Linked DNA regions of Homo sapiens: region 1 is linked to region 2. A link is an interaction called in ENCODE POLR2A ChIA-PET data of the cell type or tissue named here. Cell type or tissue: OCI-LY7. All regions are shown on one strand. Links, peaks and the distances in the headings refer to the core of each region. The heading gives the core; the rest is flanking DNA.

Region 1 (5,372 bases), core at 214-5,213, 330 kb before region 2:
AGAGCTGCTGGCTGCCCCGCCTTTGGGTCCCTGCGGGTAGAAGTTGCCTTGGCCTCACCCCAGGGTCTGGCCTGCACATGTGTGGTTGGGGTGGGAAGCTTGTGCGGCTTCGGACAGGAGGTTCCAGCGAGAGGTCTGTGGTGTGCGAGCTGCCATGGACGCAGGGTGTGCATGTGTCCTCAGGCTCTGCTGGGGGATTCTAGGACTGCACATACCCGAGCGTCTTGGCCCGAGTCATGTCTGTGTGTGAACATGAGTTCATGGATGTGTCCCAGGAGCACTGGGTGGCTGTGTATGCACTTCCATGAGTGTTTCCCTGACGCTAAGTCTCTGTCTGTCCCTTGGGGATGTATCCCAGGAACACCTCAGGGATCTCCTCTGTCCCCAGTTAATGGGGTAGCTATGTGTTCCCATGTGCTCTGGGAAGCCTGTGTGTGTTGGCGTGCGCATGCCCCTGACAGAGTGTGTCTGAGCACGGATGCTGCTGTGCGTGAGCCTCCATGGGTCCCGTGTGGATCTGTGCCTGTGCCTGTGGGCAGCTGCGTGTGCTTCAGGGATCTGCGCGGTGGTCTCTATGTGTACTGGAAGCAGGTTCTCCTCATGAGTGTCGGAGAGTCCATGCGGTTTCTCTGTGTGTCTATGTGATGCTGTGTGTCCCTGTGTGCCGATGGTCGAGTGTGTTTCCACAAGTGGGCTGGAGGCTCTGGGTGTGTCCCTGTGTGTGTCATGGTGACTTGGTGTAGACGGCACGGTGTATGTGTGTAGAGGCTACAACCCTGAGTCTCTGAGTGGGGGAGGGTGGCGAGGCAGCAGGGGCTGCCACGGAGACACTGGCTAGCCGGTTTTATCACTACATCATCTCCAAATCCCAATGTCAGGGCCTGCCTGCCTTCTTTCCCTTCCCTGCCAGAGACCCCAGACCCCTGCCAGGATGGGCCCAGGCCCCCGTCCCTCCCCCGGCACCTTGGGCAGGCTGTACCTCTGCTCCTCAACACCCCTGCTTTGGTGGATGCCACCTCAACTCCACCAAGCGACCTCCGTCCCTCCCAACCCCCCCAGCGCCACCCGCTCCCCCCGCCCTCCCCCCACCACAAGTCCAGTCCAACCCAGACAAAAGCAATTACTCCAGAGGTAGGATGTGAGTGTGGGTGTTAGAAACAGGAAAAAAAGGGGGGGACAGGGAGGGGGAGCGAGAGAGACACAAACAGAGGCAGGGATGGACAGCCAGAGACCCCGAGAGACGACAAGAGAAAGAGAACGGCAGAGTGAGAGACAGAGGCACACGCAGAGAGATGCACAGAGAAGCAGAGACAGAAGATGAAAGAGACTGGAAGGGACACAGACACCAAAACCAGGAGGCAAAGGCAGAGAAAAAGAGCAGAGGAAGGGCAAATGCAGAGAGCACGACAGAGAGAGACGCAGAGACAGTGACTGGAGAGACGGAGAGAGAAACAGAGAAAGAGCACACAACAGAGCAGAAAACCCAGTGATGGAGCCACACAGAGAGAAGACGCAGATAAAGAGAGAACGGGGGCCAGAGGCAGGGAGAACTAGAAAGGGGGCAATGCACAGAGAGGAACAGAAAGGCTGAGTGAGAGTGAGAGAGAAAGGAGACCAGAGAGATAAAAGGCAGACGGCAGATAGTGGTGGAGGGGAGTTGGTAACCCACTAGAGACTCTGAGATGGCAAAGCTAGAGAGAAACTGAAAGGGGATCACGTCCAAAGTGATGTCTCTCACACACACACACACACACACCTTTCTCCCCATTCCCCAGGCCAGAAGTCAGGGATGCTCAAGCCTTTTTCCACGTTCCTCTGGGCCCCTGTGAGCCACGGTGGGGAGGGGACAGGGTGAATGGACAGGGATGATCTCAGGTAGCTTCAGGGACCAGCCAGAGCCGACTGGGACCTGATCACATGGGTAGGGAGAGCAGTACATCCCTCCTTACCACACACCGCCACCTCACCCTCCACACACAGTCCACACACACCAGGGCCTTGGCCAATTTCCTCGTACTCTGCCAGGCATGGCCAGCCTGGGGGGTGGGGGGCCAGGTGTGAGGTCCTTCCTTCCTGCCCCACAGTCCTGCCCACCTGCCTCAGCTGCAGCTGCCCCGCACTGTTTTTTCTTTCTCATTGTCCCCTGCCTTCAGCCCGGCTGCCTTCATCTTTCTCTGATGCACTCTCATGCGCTCAGCTCGCATGCACGCGCCCTCTCTTTCTCTCTGTTCCTTTCTGTCTCTGAGTCCCTCACTCTGCTTTCCTGCCTCTGACTTTTCTGCTGTTTCCTCTTCCTCTTTGCTCCTCTCCGTTGCTCTGTTCCCCTCTCTGTGTTTCTGTCATGAGGTGCATGCTCCCTGGGTCTCCCTCTCCCTCCACTCCCATCTGGTGTATTCTGGATTCCCCTTTCTTAGACAATCCCTCTGGCCCTCCTATCCACCTCGTCCCCAAGAAAAGCAAGGTTGGGCACAGTGGTCCTAGCCTGTAGTCCCAGCTACATAGGAGACTGAGGCAGGAGGATTGCTTGAAAGTTTGAGAAAAGCAAGGGTGGATCACTGTGTAAAGGACCTCAGAAGCTGTCCTGGAGTGCTAGGAGTGGGTGAATACTTCCTTTCTTGTTTTTCCCTCAATCACCTTTTATCCTCCTCTCTTTCCTACCCCACCTCACACCCACCCCAGGCCGGATCTCTGGATCTCCCCAGCCTCCAGATCTCAGTGTGGCTCTCTCTGGAGACAAAAGCTAAGACTCAACCCACAGGCAACACTCAACACAGAGATCCAGCTCAGAAAAAAAGGAGCTGACCAGGGAGGAATGGAGAGGCCAAGACACATAATGAAGACTAAGAAAAGGAAGAAAGATGATGCTGGGGCTGGAGCCAAAGGGAGAGGAAGAGGAAAGGAAGGAAAGCCAGGGGCAGAGACCTGGCAGGGCAGCGTGAGCCCAACAACCACGGGGTGGGGGTGGGGCGCGCATCAAGATTTCTAACAAGCGCAGCTGAAAACACCCAGGGCCGTTCTCTGAGGCCTTCTCTCTGCCTACCAGCCCTCACCAGTGCTTCGAAGAGCCCTGAGGAACGTCTCTCTATTTGAAGTCAGAGCCGAGTGCCTGCTCTCGGCACCTGGGGCTCCATGCTTACCAGGATGGTGGGTACTTGACCTTCATTTGCTGTGGGACTGTCAGGGATTCCAGGGACCCACTGGTCCCCGAACTGGCTCAGAGATGCAAGCCATTTTTACCTCCTACACATCTATAATCCCCACCCCATGGCTGACAAATATTCCCAGTCCACAGCTGTCTCCACCCACCCAGTGACAGAGCACAGGCAGCCAAAAGGATCAAGCAATCTCTTGCCACCTCCCAGCACCCCAGAATGCTAAACAGACCCTCACATCTGGACTCCACATCCAGCGAGGAGTGCCCCTGCCCACCACCCAGATCACACAGCTGCCAGTTACAGACCACCCTATAGGTCCCACCACACGGCCATAGCCCACCAGCATCCCAGAGCTGCCTCTACACTAAAGCTCTGTCCCAGCCCAGCCATCCTTCAAGCCACATCTGGAATAGCACACACCCTATTCCACTAGCCAAAGCCCCCAGGGGTGTAATTCAGAAGGAGGCAGACTGGGCCTGGGGCATGTGGACAAGTCCCTGACACCACGCCCTGGCTTCTCCGGCTTGTCTGAAGAACCTGAACTGCCCTTAAGGCCTGCGCCTCCCATCCCAGGGCAGCCCCCCCGCCATACCTACACTCTTGGCCATGGGAGAATGTCCTCATGTGCGGCTAAACATCCTCCTCATGCAGCCTTGAATTCTGTTCCTTCCACGTCACCTCACCAGACCCAGGATGAAAGCCGCTCACCTAGAGCAAAGCTTCTGCTTCCGAGGCATTCAGGACTCCCCTCAGGGTGTGTGAGCACCCTGGGGCACATGCCTGTTGCTTATGTCTGGGTTACCTCTGTGACCCTGGGACCGCTCCACATTGAAGGCCGTTGTGTCTTTTTGTGGAAGGATGGAAGGACAGAAGGGAAGGAGAGACAAAGTGGTACCACAGCCCTGTTCTTGCCCTGGCACTTGGAGGGCACCAGATACCCAGGGGACTGTAGCTGGCTGTGAGGACTCTAAGGCCAGGCCAGCATACACAGTCCCCAATAGTGAGTAGGAGCCCAGTCAGTCCACACCCCTTCCCATCCACTCGAAATGTAACTTAGCCCTCGGCTTCTCCTTACCTTTCAGGAGTTCTCTCCTTACCCCCAAAGACTTCCTGAGGACCCCCTAGGCCAGCCAGCCTATCCCTCTCTCCCCTAACCCAGCATCCTGCAGTCCCCTGGTTCAGATTGGTGGTGTCTGTGCCTGAACCCCCACGAGCCTGAAAGCCCCTCAAAGGCCACATGGGTCTCCCGCCTCTCTGCATCTCCAGATGGTGGCACGAGGCCTAGCACACAAGGAATCCCAGAAAATGTTGGCTGAAGGAATAAATGGATGGATCTAGGTTTATGTGTCTGTTTGCTCACTTATTTATTCATTCAGCTCATGCTTGCTGAGCACTTACACTGTGCCAGGGACTGAGTATAGACAGATGTGTTAGACAAACAGAGAGGTCCCCTCACCCAGAGGCTTCTGAGAGCAGACATTAACCATATAGAATATAATCAGATACGGTGATAGTGCTCAGGAGGGAAAAGGAGGCATCATCCAGCCCATGGGTCAAGAAAGGCCCTCAGAGTTGAGGAGCCTTAGATGGGGAGCTGAGGAGGTAGAGAAGTGAAGCCAACCCAGAGTGGAGAGAAGGCCCTGCTGTGGGTGGGAGGAGATTTGGAGGAAGGGCCAGAAGGGAGAGGAGGAGGGGGAGTCACACGGGAGCATAGGCAGCAGAGGCCACCACAACCCCAGGGCTGGGAGGGGGTCTCTCACTCATCCTGGGGCTCCAGCTCCCACATAGAGCATTGAGGAGGCCTCCAGACATGTTTGGGGCATCACTCACCTTCCAAGTGTGGCTATAAAGGAAAGACAGAGCAGGTGAGGGCGATGTTTATTGTAGTTGTTGTTTCGTAACAAAACTATACACCTAAAAGAGTATGGCTTCCTTCAAAGATGTCTCCTCAGGAGGCCGAACTTTTTCTTGAACCACCTGATATTTTGGCAACAGCCTTCAAGGCCAGTTTACAAACTCCATCAGCAAAGCATCTCTCTAGTGTATAATCATCTCTAGTTTCTATTGAAAAACCAACAAGTGGCCCCAGTATTATCATTGCTAAATTCATCAGAGCTGCTGCTAAATCAGACTTCAGGTGGTCTCCGAAATCAAATTCACTCCCAAAGTGCAAAAATTTGCCACACTGTGGAGATACCAAAAACAATGGTGGGTTTT
Region 2 (5,372 bases), core at 75-5,074:
CGGCTCACTGCAACCTCTGCCTCCTGGGTTCATGCCATTCTCCTGCCTCAGCCTCCCGAGTAGCTGGGACTACAGGTGCCCACCACCACGCCTGGCTAATTTTTTGTATTTTTAGTAGAGACGGGGTTTCACTGTGTTAGCCAGGATGGTCTCAATCTCCTGACCTTGTGATCTGCCCGCCTCGCCCTCCCAAAGTGCTGGGATTACAGGCGTGAGCCATCACGCCGGCCATCTCTCTCTCTCTTTAAACAGAGATGGGGTCTTACTCTTTCGCCCAGGATAGAATGCAGTGGTGCGATCATAGCTCACTATAACTTTTAACTCCTGGACTCAAGCAATCCTTCCACTTTAGCATCCCAAAGTGCTGGGATACAGGTGTGAGCCACTGTAACCAGCTAATTTTTTTTTTTTTTTTTTGAGACAGAGTCTCGCTCTGTTGCCCAGGCTGGAATGCAGTGGCGCAATCTCAGCTCACTGCAAGCTCTGCCTTCCGGGTTCACTCCATTCTCCTGCCTCAGCCTCCCGAGTAGCTGGGACTACAGGTGCCCGCCACCACGCCCAGCTAATTTTTTTGTATTTTTAGTAGAGATGGGGTTTCACCGTGTTAGCCAGGATGGTCTCCATCTCCTGACCTCGTGATCCGCCCACCTCGGCCTCCCAAAGTGCTGGGATTACAGGTGTGAGCCACCGTGCCTGGCCAACTGTGCCCAGCTAATTAAAAACTTTTTTTTTTTTTTTTTGGTAGAGACAGGGTCTTGCTATGTTGAACAGGCTGATCTTGAACTCCTCTGGCTTCGAGCTATTCAGCTACCTAAGCCTTTCAAAGGGCTGGGGTTACAGGTGTGAGCGACTGTGCCTGTCCTCCATCTCTCTCGTTCTCTCTCTCTCTCTTTTTTTTTTTTTTTTTTTTTTTTTTTTTGAGACAGAGTCTCCCTCTGTCGCCCAGGCTGGAGTGCAGTGACATGATCTCTGCTCACTGAAACCTCTCCCTCCCGGGTTCAAGCGATTCTCCTGCCTCAGCCTCCCAGGTAGCTGAGATTACAGGTGCCCACCACCACACCTGGCTAGTTTTTGTATTTTTAGTAGAGACAGCGTTTCGCCTTGTTGGCCAGGCTGGTCTCAAACTACTGACCTCAAGTGATCCGCCTGCCTTGGCCTCCCAAAGTGCTGGAATTACAGGTGTGAGCCACTGCACCCAGCCCTCCATCTCTCTGGAATTGTATATCTCAACAGTTTATTGGACATCTGCTTTTGAATATGCAACATGTCCAAAAAAACTGAACTTATCTTGCCTCTAAACTTGATTGTTTAAAACAAAATTTTAGCCAGGTGCAGCAGCTCACACCTGTAATCCCAGCACTTTTGGGAGGCTGAGGCGGGAGGATTGCTTGAGTCCAGGAGTTTGTGACCAAGCAAAGAGTAAGACCCCATCTCCATTTAAAGAGAGACAGAGATGGCTGGGCGCGATGGCTCATGCCTGTGACCTGGGCAACATAATGAGACTTCATGTCTTAAAAAAAAAAAATTAGCTCGGCGTGGTGGCATGTGCCTATAGTACCAGGTACTCAGGAGGTCGGGATTGCTTGAGCCCCGGAGGTTGAGTCTGCAGTGAACTGTGATCACATGACTGCACTGTAGCCTAGGTGACAGAGTGAGACCCTGTCTCAAAAAATTAAAAAAAAAAATTTCAGTGGATGGTACCCCACAAAGATCCACACCGGAAATCTGGCCACCATCTTTGATTACTCTTTTATCACCCCCACATCTAGTCGATCACTCAGTCTTGACAATACTACCTGCTAAATATCTCTCAAGCTGTCCACTTCTTTTTCCAACCTTACTCACACTACTGATTCAGCCATTTCCTTTTCTAGATCACTGCAGCAGCCTTCTCTCTGATTCCACTTTTTTGTCTTCAGTCTAATTCCATGCCACTCTAATTCATTTTCTGCAGTGTGGGTGAAGTGGATGTATGAAACAAAATTCTAATCACATTTTCCCTAATATTAAAGCCCTTTAAATGGTTCTCTGTTGCCCTCAGGATGCACTTTGATCTCTTCAATAGGGCCCCCAAGCTTTTTTTGTTGTTGTTATATTACAAATTTAAAAGAACTCAGTCTTCTCCAGCTTCATCTGTGCTAATCCTGCCCCCACCTTTCCCCCATTCTTGTACTCCAGGTACACAACACATACTTTAATTCCTTAAATACCCCTGTTCTCTATTGTATCTGGGCCTTTGCAGTTATTCTGTCTGCCTAGAATGCTCCTGTTACGCCTCTTTCTTATCAACTTTAGTTATCTTTGGTTTAGACATCCCTTCTTCTGTGCTATGCTATGCTAACACCCCAACCCCAGGTCATGCTTCTGAAGTACCCAGTACTTACCCCTGTGTAGCGCTTACCATGCCCTCTCAAGATTACCTGGTGAATGTATTGTAAGCATTTTGTATGCAGGGACTACATGTCTCACTATTGAATCCTGGGTCCTAGAAAAGTAGCTATCACATAATAGATGCTCAGTAAATACACATCGTTACTTTGGCTATGTTTGCCATTAAATCAATTAAACAAGTGGTACAAAGCTGGTAGGGAATGACCAAAAATGGGGTCCTAGGCTTCAATGTTAGGTTTTTTTTTTTAAAAGTAAAGTCAAAGTTCAGATTATTGCAGTTTTACAGGTTGGCTATGGGTCTTAATGGGCTTATGGGATATTACAACTGAATCTAAACTCTGTCCAGCTGGTACAGTCTTTATCCAGGCTTCAGTGTTCTTTTTTTTCTTAAAAAAAAAAAAGCTTTATTGAGATATAATTTATATGCCATACCACTCACCCATTTAAAGTATATTCCTCAATGATTTTTTCCCAGAGCAAGAGTGGAAGTTTATTTTATTTTATTTTATTTTTATTTATTTATTTTTTTTTAAAAATGGCCATGCATCTGCTCTTTAATGTTTTCCTATGATGTATTAAAATAAAAACAAAGTTTCAGTCTCTTCACAAGAAGTAATTTATATTCTCTGAATTTTTTCAGCCACAACAACTGGATTCTCTTTTCTGATTTTTGCTGCAGCTTCTGCTTTGTAATCATACGGACAGTTGTGCTTGTCAGAGTTAACGGTGAAGTCCACAAAACAAATTTCCACATCGGCAGTCAAACCTGTAAGACCAACTTTCTTTCTGCACATGAAACATCTGTTTTTCTTTGGTTTGGGCAATTCAGGAGCTTTTTCTTTACTCTGAGAAGTACTGGGCTGAAAAACTGATGGGCTGGGCTGAGTGACAACTGGCTCTCACACCTCTGTTTTCGGGGTAGTTATTTTGTCCTCTGTTGAAATGCTCATTTCTGTCATTTGCTGAGTTACAGGCAAGGCAGCCGCAGGCACATTTCTTGATTTTTCAGATGTGCTGCCAGCAGCACCTTCACAGTTGTTTAAGCTAGTGTCTGCTCTCTGTACAGATGCAGAATCTGAGGTAGGACTGTTGGAACCACTAGCTGTCCCCATTGGGCTCATTCTGCCACTATTCTGCTGCCTCTGAAGATGTTCTTTGTAGCAAACTGAACACATTCCATTTGTCCTAGGATTTCCATAAAAGCCACATCCTGTGCTACACAGCATGGGCCCCGGGGTCTGGTTAGTCTCCTGAGCCATATTTTTCTGCCAGGTCTGAGTTCCAACCATCCCCATGGCCAAAGGGATTTTATTTTATTTTTAAGATGGAGTCTTGCTCTTGTCGTCCAGGGTGGAGTGCAATGGTGTGATTTCGGCTCACGGCAACCTCTGCCTCCTGGGTTCAAACGATTCTCCTGCCGCAACCTCCTGAGCAGCTGGGATTACAGGCGCCTGCCACCATGCCCAGCTAATTTTTTTTTTTTGTATTTTTAATAGAGATGAGGTTTCACCATGTTGGCCAGGCTGGTCTCCAACTCCTGACCTCAGGTGATCCACCCACCTCGGCTTCCCAAAGTGCTTGGGATTACAGGTGTAAGCCACCGCGCCTGGCTGGAAGTTTATTTTTAAAAGTCTTTAGAAAATAAAAAAAGAGAAAGTATGCTTGGAAGACACCCAAGTGCGTGACTTGAAGAACAAGTGCCTGATTTTTAGTATAGTCACAGAATTGTGTAACTGTCACCATAATCAATCTTCAGAACATATTCATCACCCCAGCAAGAAACCCCATACCCATTAGTAATTGCTCCTTTTTTCACCCCACCCTTCAGCCTCCTCTCTCCAGCCCCTGGGAACCCTAATCTACTTCTTTGTTTCTGTGAACTTGCCTATTCTCAATATTTCATATGAATGGAATAATATGTGTTCTTGTGACTGGCTTCTTTCACTTAGCATAATGTTTTCAAACTTTATCCATGTTGTATCATGTATCAATACTTTATTTCTTTTTATTTTTTACTTAAAATTTTTTTCCTATACAGATGAAGTCTCACTGTATTACCCAGGCTGGTCTCAAACAACTGGGCTCAAGCGATCCTCCCACCTTGGCCTTTCAAATTGTTGGGATTATAGGTGTGAGCCACTGTGCCCAGCCCCGTTTCTTTTTATTGCCAAATAATCTTCCATTATATGTATATACCACGTTTTGTAAATCCATTCATCAGTTGGTGGACATTTGAGTTGTTTCTGCTTTTGGCTATTACAAACAATGCTGCTTATGAACATTTTCTTTCTTTCTAAGAGATGGAGTGTTGCTCGGATCACTGAAACCTCCGTCTTTCCAGTTCAAATGATTCTCCTGGCCCAGCCTTCTGAGTAGCTGGGATTACAGGTGCACACAACTACACCCAGCTAATATTGGTATTTTTAGTAGAGACGCAGTTTCACCATGTTGGCCAGGCTGGTCTTGAACTCCTGAGCTCAAGTGATCTGCCCACCTCAGCCTCCCAAAGTGCTGGGATTACAGGGGTGAGCCATCAAGCCCAGCCGTGGACATCTGTGTATGAGTTTTTGTATAGACATGTTTTTATTTCTCTTGGGTATATACCTAGGAGTGCAATTGTTGGGTCATATTATTACCAGAATGGGGTCCTGATCAAGTCCCCAAGAGAGGGTTCTTGGATCTTACACAGGAAAGAAGTCAGGGTAAGTCTATAGAGTAAAGTGAAAGCAAGTTTATTAGAGAAGAAACAAAAGAATGGCTGGTCCATAGGCAGAGCAGCCCTGAGGGCTGCTGGTTGGATATTTTTGTGGTTATTTCTTGATTATATGCTACATATGGGGTGGATTATTCATGAGTTTTCCAGGAAAGGGGTGGCGATTTCTTGGAACTGAGGGTTCCTTTTCCTTTTTGACCATTTAGGGTAACTTCTAGACATTGCCATGGTATTTGTAAACTGTCGTGGCACTGGTGGGAGTGTCTTC

Evidence for each region. Peaks named below come from ENCODE experiments on the same cell type or tissue, not always from the same donor. Only the 100,000 strongest peaks of a DNase experiment are listed, where the experiment ranks them.
Region 1: POLR2A ChIA-PET joins it to region 2 with 6 read pairs; 2 of 35 experiments call an interaction of 5 or more read pairs at or near these places.

Annotation. Positions count from the first base shown.
Region 1 is chr19:42,153,028-42,158,399 of GRCh38, forward strand. POU2F2-AS2 (POU2F2 antisense RNA 2) reads left to right here. Exons shown (of 2, transcript NR_186341.1): 2 at 2,680-4,494. It also overlaps a transcript of POU2F2 not described here. Among named protein-coding and RNA genes, the nearest start is that of POU2F2-AS2, 3.2 kb to the left of the region's middle. RefSeq lists an enhancer at 1,967-2,495. In OCI-LY7, for the core only: no CTCF peak of the experiment used is centred there; DNase peaks (open chromatin) are centred at 1,654 and 2,174; H3K4me3 peaks cover 490 bases; H3K27ac peaks cover 868 bases.
Region 2 is chr19:42,482,065-42,487,436 of GRCh38, forward strand. It overlaps LIPE-AS1 (LIPE antisense RNA 1), which reads left to right. Exons shown (of 3, transcript NR_073180.1): 2 at 3,032-3,159. It also overlaps the pseudogene LOC732229. Among named protein-coding and RNA genes, the nearest start is that of CXCL17, 42 kb to the left of the region's middle. In OCI-LY7, for the core only: no CTCF peak of the experiment used is centred there; no DNase peak of the experiment used is centred there.